Regions from separate parts of the Homo sapiens genome. Here region 2 is linked to region 1. The links are chromatin loops, found by intact Hi-C in ENCODE. Cell type or tissue: stomach. All regions are shown on one strand. Links, peaks and the distances in the headings refer to the core of each region. The heading gives the core; the rest is flanking DNA.

The links. Hi-C counts contacts between places; a loop is a spot of excess contacts. Peaks named below come from ENCODE experiments on the same cell type or tissue, not always from the same donor. Only the 100,000 strongest peaks of a DNase experiment are listed, where the experiment ranks them.
Region 2: it touches region 1 in a loop (4-fold over the local background); 96 of 110 quality-filtered maps call a loop at or near these places.

Annotation. Positions count from the first base shown.
Region 1 is chr5:115,641,929-115,647,317 of GRCh38, reverse strand. It overlaps LOC102467217 (a long non-coding RNA gene), which reads left to right. Exons shown (of 5, transcript NR_104674.1): 4 at 1,056-1,116; 5 at 5,022-5,193. Among named protein-coding and RNA genes, the nearest start is that of TMED7-TICAM2, 19 kb to the right of the region's middle. In stomach, for the core only: no CTCF peak of the experiment used is centred there; no DNase peak of the experiment used is centred there; H3K27me3 peaks cover 1,316 bases.
Region 2 is chr5:116,065,304-116,070,692 of GRCh38, reverse strand. No RefSeq gene overlaps it. Among named protein-coding and RNA genes, the nearest start is that of COMMD10, 17 kb to the left of the region's middle. In stomach, for the core only: a CTCF peak has its summit at 2,459 (motif pointing right); a DNase peak (open chromatin) is centred at 2,462; H3K27me3 peaks cover 1,708 bases.

The DNA.
Region 1 (5,389 bases), core at 327-5,326:
CAGGAGGCTGAGGCAGGAGAATGGCGTCAACCTGGGAGGCGGAGCTTTCAGTGAGCCGAGATCATGCCACTGCACTCCAGCCTGGGTGACAGAGCGAGACTGTGTCTCAAAAAAAAAAAAAATTTAAATTAAATGTTTAAGGTATATATGTATTTTTTATAATTTCACATTTAACTGACTCTAAAAAAATTAGTTGACTGACTTCTGGCCTCCACTATGTCAGGAAGAGAGCTTCCCTTGGATAGAATTTAAGTCCTGATAAGAGATAACAACCTAGAATGGGGGAATAAGATACAACTAACTTCTTTTAATTGCTGTTCCTTTCATTCTTGGCTCATGAACAAAGAGGTTTGGTTCTCCCCTCTTAGCTTCTATGTGTCTGAACCAAGAGGATACCATCGTTAAACAGCTATATCCTTGAAAAGGTATTATCAGGAGCACGTTTAATGGTAATATATGGGACATGTCCTAACATCCATTATTAAGCCCAGTGGTTGATCAGTTTGCCTCTTGGGCTCTGGTTTAAAAAAATTATTTGTCCTGCCCAAGAGTGTAAAAGCATGCAGAACAGAGCGATCAGAAATAAGTGAAGCCATTTATCCCATTGTTCTCCTCATTCTACCCTTCTCCTTTGAGAACCCTTCCTCACCTCCTTCTCTCGTGGGCTCCCATGTTGGCCCCCTCCCTTGGTGTGTTGGACCCGATGGAAACCCAATTTCTGCTGATCAATCTGTTCATTTTCCTGCAAATGTGGATTAGGCACACACAAACTCTAAGTCTTTATTGAATGTACGAATTGGAAGGGAAGAACAACTAGGGCTGGTGCAGTGGCTATATCCTCCTGTGTGCTGGGATAAGCAGAGAGAGCCAGCCTGGAAGAGAGAGAATGAAGCCTTTGCCCAGAGAAAATTGGAAACAAGAGATCCTGTGACTGTGGACAGAGTAACTTGGGGAGGCTAGTTGAGTTTCTTGCCTTTAGGAACTATAAGCTACCCACATCATCCCCATCCTTCTAAGAAATTGCTTTTTTTTTCTCCTTAACCTCATTTTACTAGGCCCCTATTACTTGCCTGACGCTATTCTTGGAGCAACAAGTACTTAGTGCCAGGCATCTTGGTGAGTATATTGAAAACACACATTGGCAATTCTATGACAATGACTTTTGTTGTTTAAAATCTGAACTTTAAGTAGTTGCAGATAGGGATCATTTACTGGCTAGCAATAGGGGCCCTCACACAGAGAGGTGACATCTCAGTATGGTACAGGAACAGCCTGGGAATCATTAAAAATCAAAGATAAGCAGAATTCGGATAATGTGTTATAGAAGAGATGTTTACTTGAGCAGAACAGAGACTATTAGACGACTCTCTTAGCTATTCTTAGCCAACAATGTTATAAAGCTATTCTTAAGTTATGAAAGAATTGGACATTTACATCAGGAACATTATATAGCATTTGTTTATTGTTTATACATAAGCATAGCTAAATCAGTTCTTATTTTATAGTGTTGATGTAATCATTACTTAAAAATGCTATTGGTGTTTGATATATGGTGTGGCTCTGTGTCCCCACCCAAATCTCGTCTCAAACTGTAATCCCCATAATCCCCACGTGTTGAGGGTGGGATCTGGTGGGAGGTGACTGGATCATGGAGGTGGTTTCCTTATGCTGTTCTTGTGATAGTGAGTACTCACAAGATCTGATGGTTTTATAAGTGTTTGACAGTTCCTCCTACACACACGCCCTCTTGCGCCTTGTGAAGAAGGTGCCTGCTTCCCATTCGCCTTCTGCCATGATTGTAAGTTTCACCTGAGGCCTCCTAGCCATGCTTCTTGTTAAGCCTGTGGAACTGTGAGTCAATTAAACCTCCTTTGTTTATAAATTACCCAGTCTTGGGTAGTATCTTTATAGCAGTGTGAAAACAGACTAATACAGTGTTTTAATGAAATGTGAAGTTAAAGAACCCTCCGCCTGCCCCAACTCCTAGGGCACTGTGGAATATAGACAAGTTGTGGACCTCACCTGACTGATGCAGTCATGACTCTGATACCCAGAGGAGGCAATGTTAGGTGAACAGCCCCACTTACTGAGTACTCTTTTAACAAGCCTCATTTCAATTTGGAAGTGTGACACACTCTAGAAACCATCTAAATGTAGAAAAGTTTTCTTCCTGCACCTCATTTCTCATGTTCCCTCCTCCTAACCTCGTTAGGAAAGGAAAACAGATAGTGGAGCTATGTCTTGGAGGACATAAACCAGGATAAACTACAATGTAGAGGAAAACTAAACTGAGATTACTCTAGGCATCTTTGCCTGTGAGCTGGAGAAGGGCTTGGGGATTTGGCAAGCAGGCTGTTGGGGAAACGAGAAGATGCCTCAGACACAGCTGAATGGCCTATGGGTGGGGAGGATGAGGCAGCTAGGGGTTGCGGGTTCTCTTCTTTTTACCCCCAGCATCAAAGTCTTTGCCTTTGTGAAAGGAGAAAAGTAAAGGTGGGATTCAGGTGAAAGAGATGGGAATAGTGGAGTTAAGGCAAAGTCAGATGGGAAGGATGACAGTCAAGAAGGGAGGTAAAGGAAGACAAAAGATAAAAGACAATAGGGAAGTACTCATTCAGCTGAGTAAGCTGGTGTATAAGTCAGTAAGGGCCATGCCGTGTGTGTGTGTGTGTGTGTGTGTGTGTGTGTGTGTGTGTGTTTTTCAGCCAAGGAACAGACTTTTGGTGTAATAGTTTCGATGTGAGCAGAGTACATTCATTTCAATTCCTTTTTTACTTTTGCAGAAAACATACAAAAGAGAGTTAAGGGATTAAGAGTGCAGAATCTGGTGTTGGACAGACATGGTTTCAAAATCTGGCTTTGCTACTGTTAGCCGTGTGACCTTAATTGACTTATCTAACCTCTCTAAACCTCCCTATATTAGAAGTGGAAAATAGTAATTTCCCTGTAATAGGACCGTCCTGAGAAAGAAGCAAGATATATGTGTAAAGCAATTTGGCAGATCTGGTACATAGTAAATGCTCATAATGGTAGCTTTTGTGGCAGCTCTATCCTCTGACAGATTGCACATATTGAGTGCTGAGTTTGTGCCAGCTCCTTACATCTATATTTATTTTTTGATGCAATTAAGGCTTTCATTTATTATGCATACTGACACCAAGATTTATGCTTTGTCCATGTATTTTGTTTTCCTATTTTTATCCATCCCCAGACTTGACATGGGCACTATGAACATATTCCATATGAACCAATCACACAAGACCTGTAGTCCAGATAGAAATTAGCTACCTTTCTTGTTTTAAGAACAATTTGGTAATGTTATGTAATTATAAATTTTTGAGTAGACGTGCTTTGTACTTAGGAGCACACATATATGAGGTACATAATATTTTAAAATAAATTTTCCAAAGATATGCAAGAAAATGCCTCATTATTTTATAATAATCTCCTTTCTCTTTCCCCTTCTTTCTCTAGAAAGAAAAAACATAGCAATACAATAAAAAAAGATAAATTACTCCCCATCCAATGGCATTTGGCAATTCCTTAAAAATCATCTGTCCCCCTAAATCTAAAAAATTTTCCACCCCAGTATATTCAAAAGAATATGCTGAGTAATAACAAAGGAGGAGGTCAAGAGAATCTTTTGTGCCCTGGCACATTGGTTTCTTAGGCTACAACATTGAGGGCAGAGAGGATCACACTTACTTTTGGCACATGAGTTAAATCTCACATATCACTTCATGGTTGCCCCTCACACACATCCTATGGTTTGCCACCCATACCCAAGCTTAACTCTGCATACCACCTTCCCCCAAGATTCTCAGTTTTCTCGACTGTTTGCAGCTCTGGTCATATACTGTGGCAGGACCTCATCTTGTGACCAAAGTTCCTCAAAAAGAGCTACATTGTTGGACTTCTGCCCCCTTAGCTTGTCTACCTACTGCAGTGTGTATTCTTGCATTGGTCTATGGGAACATGCTTTCTTTTTATAAATTAGTGTAAAGTGTCATGCATGGGCTTAGGGAAAACACAGTATTATGTAGTGCCATATACAGATAACATACCATTAGCTAGACCAGAGTTATATAAGAACAACATGTTGTTATGTTTTATTCCCAAGTATTAAGAAAGCTCATGTGAGATTATTCTCTGCACCCTAGCATTTTATCATTTTCACCTTTAACACATTATCTTGTCTTGTTTCCTTTTTTCCCCACGTCAAATTTCTGAAGTGAATTTTCAAACCAAATATATATATATACATTTATATGTACCTATACATATACATATATGTACCTATACATATACATACATATACATGTATAGTAGATCATAATTGAGAAACTGTCTTTGCCATAAACTTATGGTTTAGCCTGAAAAAAGCTCAATTCGGCTGGGCACGGTGGCTCATGCCTGTAATCCCAGCACTTTGGGAGGCTGAGGCGGGTGAGTCACGAGGTTAGGAGATCGAGACCATCCTGGCTAACACGGTGAAACCCCATCTCTACTGAAAATACAAAAAATTAGCTGGGCTTGGTGGCAGGCGCCTGTAGTCCCAACTACTTGGGAGGCTGAGGAAGGAGAATGGCGTGAACCCGGGAGGCAGAGCTTGTAGTGAGCCGAGATCCTGACACTGCACTCCAGCCTGGGTGACAGAGCGAGACTGTCTCAAAAAAAAAAAAAAAAGAAAAAGAAAAAGGCTCAATTCACCCACTTTGAAGATTAACTACTTCATCACATGTAAGCGGTGAGTGAGGAATAAGGGACAGGTTCATTTTCATCACAAATATTATAACCTCAAAAATAAAAGTTTACCTTATTCTCCACTGGAATTATGCAAATACATAAAATGCAAAGTATCCACACTCAATATTGAATATAACATATGTCGAATTACTGGTGGATATTTTTCTTTCTCTTACTTAATCAGCTGTATGTTGAGAAATTTATATATTGGGCAGATAACAAATGATTGTCATCTGAGGATTGCCAACATACCAAATTTTCTTTTATCTCTTCAGAAACATCAGTGTGCAGTTATCTAATCATATTGATATTCTGATGGTGAGTAACATGTTATATAATCTTTCTGTGCCTTTCTTGATGGGGTCAGATTCTATACCACACAAGTCACAGAATTCCAAAAAGCTATTGTGAGAATAAAGCTAAAGGCAACAAAAGGATGAATCACTAGTCATTGGGTTTTGTTTTTTTTCCACTTATGCGTATCATATTCTAAAATGAATTAAAGATGGGAAATTATCAGATGAAATTCTGAGCTCATGTTCTCACACTGTCTGATGGGCTGAATTTTCACAAGGGATGGGCTGTCATCATTTTGTCAGGACCTTTGGAGACAAGTTCAAGAGTAATATTTAGTCAGCATAAA
Region 2 (5,389 bases), core at 143-5,142, 420 kb before region 1:
TATAGCCCATATCAAGTACCAAAGTGTGATCAATGAATGGCCATTGGGGAAGAGATGCACACAATCACCTCCCAAGCTGGAATGAGTCAGTTCTAGCACACCACTGTGTCCTTTTGATATCAACTTGGAACAACACTGAAGAGCCATTTCCAATTCGCAGCTCCTGGGGGGCCAGCTGAGGGCTTATTGTGACTGCATTGCAGCCCAATCTCTCCCTCTACCCAACCCTGTTTCCCTTCTATCCCTTCTAAGCATTCAACTCAACAGCACTCAACTTCCTGCTTGTGAATCTCATCTCAGATTCTGCTTCCTGAGGAATCTAACGTGCAACAGGGATTTCTTGCTGGACAAACTAACCAAGAAGATTATTATTCAATGATTGCTTAAAGCACTTGAAGACAATTATGTTGGCGATGAGGATGCTGGTGGTGGTGGTCATAGGACAACAAAGGAAAGGAAAAGATTTTGTCTGACAGACTCTCAAATTCTATTTATACAAGGAGTCAGTATTTGAAAAAGTAAAAATGATAACCAAGATGATATGGTTGAGATGGGGCCTGACTATGTTGCCCAGGCTGATCTCAAACTCCTAAGCTCAGGGAGTCTGCCTGCCTAAGCCTCCCCAGTAGCTGGGATTACAGGCATGCACCTCCATGCCTGTTAATAATCAAATATTTTAATGTAAATAATTTATGCTACTATTTAGGAAACCTAGAGGACCTTTTGTAACCACACCTATTTTACTTTACTTTCATATGCGCTTAACATGTAATCCAGGTTGTCTCTTACCATTATCCAGCATGCATTTATTGAATATCTACCTTGTGCCAAGCTCTGTGCTAGGGATCTTGCGCTTAAAAAACACAATCCCTTCTCCTAAGCTTCTAAGGAACTTACACATCAGTATGAGGCCACAAAACAACAGTGAAGTGAAAAAGTGTCATGATTCATCTGAATACAGGGCACTGTGGATGCTCTGAATACGTAACGATAGCCATCATTTATCAAGTTATGTTTGCTGTGTACCCAGGATTGTTTCTGATGCTTTACAAGCATTATCTCATTAAATCTCACAGCAATCTCCTTTTAGATTCTTGCATATACCATCACAGTAAGTGATTACACCCTTACCTCTTTCACATTTGTCTTGTTGTTTTAACTAGTCTGACACCTGGCAGTTCAGCTCTCTCCCCCAGCTCAGCAAAGTTTCTGATGGTTGGTCCCTGCTTCATGATGTGTGGCTACCCAGCTCATAAAACTGGCCTGGTGCCTTTTCTTCCTGAGGCCAACCTTTTCTGCATTTTCTTAGATCTAGTGCCCCCCACCCCCCTTTTTTTTTGCTTAAATTAGCCAGAGCTGTTTGCAGTTGAAAGATCCCAGCTGACGTAAACAATAAGTGTATGATCACATGATCATTAAAAGCCAACAAAGATATAGAAAAGAGAGAGATGATAATGTTTCATACAGTGCTGTTCCTAAAGAACCCAGGGAAAAGGGATCCATCCCAATTGACTGTCCTTTAACAGGAGAGAAAGTTGTTTCACTGAAACTACAAGAGTGGAGGCAAAAAAGAGGTATGGATAGAGACTCTTAGTAGGATTGGGGGCAGGAGAAAAAATCAGAATGTCAAAGTTATGTATCGGATGGTCTCTATCATTTCCAAGAAAACAGCAATATTGAGAAGAGGATAAAGAAGTCGGGAGTTAAAAAGGCCAAACGTTTAAATAGCTGCTTTGGAGAATGGCCGAGGAATTGACTGGACTGAGGGAGGCATTGTTATGGCAATATGGAATGGCATCAGTCTCTATAACTGGGTACCTTCACCACAGACAGCTTGAGAAAGAGACATAGCAGGAGTCAGGCCTTTTATCTAAAACATTTTCTAAACTTCATTTATTGTGCTAAATGTATCCTTTTTTAAAGTTATAATGTTATAACAGTTATAATGTTAAAGTTTTTTGAAGTATAAATTTGAAAAATTAAATTGAAAAGTTTAAATAGTGCCAGGCATGGTGGCTCACACCTGTAATCCCAGGGCTTTGGAGGACTGAGGCAGGAGGATCATTTGAGGCCAGGCATTAGAGACCAGCCTGGGCAACATAGCACTCGAGCCCTGATCTTAAAAAGTTAAATACAATTAAAAGTTAACCGGGCGTGGTGGCTCTCACCTGTAGTCCCAGCTACTCAGGAGGCTAAAGCAGGAGGATCATCTGAGCCCAGGAATTTGAGGTTACAGTGAGCTATGATTGTGCACTCCAGCCTGGGCAACAAAGTGAGACCCTGACTTTTAAAAAAAGAAACAAAATCTTGAGAAAATCATCTTTTATTCCAAAGAAAAGATAAAAATCTCATGGTACCCAGCCTTAAATAATCTTTTTGAAAAAATTCCAAATCCATTTGAAAAAGTGGTCTTGATTTTGTTCTGTGTAAAACCTAAAGTGCATATAAATGGCCAGCAGAGGGAGCCAAAACCATTCATGTATTTCCTCTGTATATCGTTTTTAGGAAAATGTATGATTAAAAATTACAAAATGCAAATAACCCTCATCATTCAAGAATATATGCAAAAATCATAGAAATCATATATTTAGTGCTACTCTATGCCAAGTACTGTTTGGAAAATTCAAAGCTAGAATGGGATTCTAAATGTGAAGCAACTGAAAAAGCATTCCTTCCTCTCACTCTCTAGGACTTTTTTGGGATTCTGTTTTTGTTTTTTTCTTTTTTCTTTCTCTAGGACTTTTTGTAGTAACTCCTGAAAAGCAAAGTAATTTCTGTTCTATTGAAGTGGGAACAATTTATGAGTTGTATGGACACTTTTCAGTTCCTATTGCTGAGAACACAATTGTTAGCAGTGTGTCGAAAAGAAACGGGAGGGCCTTAGCTCACACCTCTTAAATCAGGCTCTAGGTATCTCTCAGAAAACAGAAGGAATAGATTTTTTGTGGAAATTTATTGAAAAGCAATTTGCCGCAACTACACTATACATGTCTCTCCATTTTCTGGACAATAAGTGTATTAGTTAGGGTGTTTTGTTTATGAGTAAGAGAATCCAACTCTGACCAACTCTGGCTAACTAAGGGGGAAAATAATTTACTGAAAGAATGCTGGTTAGTAATGTCCTTTAAATAATTTATAAATAAAATTTGAGGAAAATGGTTGATATTTAAAAATGACAATGTATATATTTTATATAACTATGTTCACAAATTTGAAAATTTATATAAAATAGATAACTTATAGAAAGATATATATGTAATATGTAATACATAAGAAAAATAGAAGAAAACAGAATATAACTGTTTTAAAAACAAATGTGTTATTGAAAACCTTCCTATTAAAAAAAAGAGAGAGAGAGAAAGAAAACAACAAAAAAAAATCCCTTCAGGTCCAACTGGCCTCACTGGCAAGTTCCAATAAACATGTGAGGATGAATAGTTTCACTTGAAACAAAGGCTTGTAGAGAAAAGAAAGTGGTCACCATCTCCTTTTATGTGGCGAGCATCACCTTGACATTAAAGCCCAACAAGGACTTCCATTTGCAGAAAAATGGAGTAGGGATGCTTTTTTGCTATTCTTCTCACTACATACAGTTACAAACTCTGGACTTTACGAATAAAACAAATATAAGATGACTCTGAAAGGCAGAGAGAAGGAGGCAGACTGGTTAGGGACCTGGGACATGAGGAAGGACAGAGCAGTAAGTACCCTGGGTTTCTTTTTACTTTCTTTTACTTCATACATCTTTGGGTGTATGAAGACTGGGTAACGGAGATGTCAGCAATCCAGAAATGCCAATGGGCACAGATGGAAAAAGCTCCCAAAACCTTGGTCTCTGTAGCCAAAGAACCAAGAAATAGGCAGCCCAGCAAGACAGAAGGGTTTTAAACAATAACCCGTCTACTCCACCAACAATCACAGAAGAAAACTGTGCCCTCACTCCCACCAGCAAAGGCTGAATAGGGAACCTGGACTTCCACCCTGGCCAGGCTGTAATGAGGTACCCCAACAACGGAACACATACTCACCAACACACATCATAACTCAACCTCTGAAAGCTGAAAAGCAAATTTTTTAAAGCATTACTTCTGGGAAAAAAAAAATTCAAAGGACAGGTTTCTCTTCAGAAACATTGGAAGCTAGAAGAAAGTAGCAAAAAATGTTTTAAATGAGATCCCCAAGATCAAGAACAAGGTAAGGCTGCTTGTTCTCACCACTGCTATGAGAGTAATGGGAGGTCTTGCCAGAGTAATAATGAAAGAAATGGACAGAAAATGCGTATACATTAGAAAGGAAGAAATAAAACTGTCCCTATTTGCAGATGACAAATTCCATCTACATAGAAAATTCCAAAAAAAATTACAAAGATTTTTTTTTAAATCTACGAACAGCCTTCTAAAACTAATAAGGGACTTCAACAAAGTTGTAGGATACAAGATCAACATACAAAAATATATTTTATTTCTACATGCTATCAATAAACACTGAAATTTAAAATATGATACCATTTAGAATTGTCCGGAAAAATGAGACACGTGATTGTAAATCTAACAAAATACATATAAGACTTGTAAGCCAAAAACTATGAAATGATAATGGAAAAAACCTATAATGGAATATGGATGGAATGATAATGGAATAAATATACAAAAAGACATGCCGTGTTCATGAACTGGAAGGGAGACTCTAAGGTAATAGAAATGTCAGTTCTTCTCAAATTGATACACAGATTTAACACATTCCTATTAAAATGCTAGCAAGATTTTTTTATGGATATAGACAAGATTAATCTAAAATGTATGTGGAAAAGTAAATGAACTGTAGTAGTTAAAACGATGTTTAAAAGAAAAACAAAATGGGGAGAATTATTTTACCTAATTTTAAAATTTGCAGTTGGCCATTGAACAACAGATTTGAACTGTCTGGGTCCACATATACACAGATTTTCTTCTGCTTCAGCCGTCCCTGAGACAGCAAAACCAACCCCTTCTCTCCATCCTCCTTCTCAGCCTACTCAATGTGAAGATGACAAGGATGAAGATCTTTATGATGATCCACTTCCACTTAATGAATAGTAAATATATTTCCCCTTCATGAAGATTTTCTTAACATTTTCTTTTCTTTAGCTTACTTTATTGTAAGAATACACTCTGTAAATATATAACATACAAAATATGCATTGGTACCCCTAACCTGTGCACTGTTCAACGGCCAACTGTATTATATATCTGCCATCACAAAGACTATGTGGTATTGTCAGATGAATAGATGCATAGATCAATGTAACAGCCTAGAGAACCCAGAAATAGCCCAGCACAAGTATGGCCACCTGACTTTTTACAACAGTGCAAAAGCAATTCAGTGGAGGAAGGATAGTCTTTTCAACAAA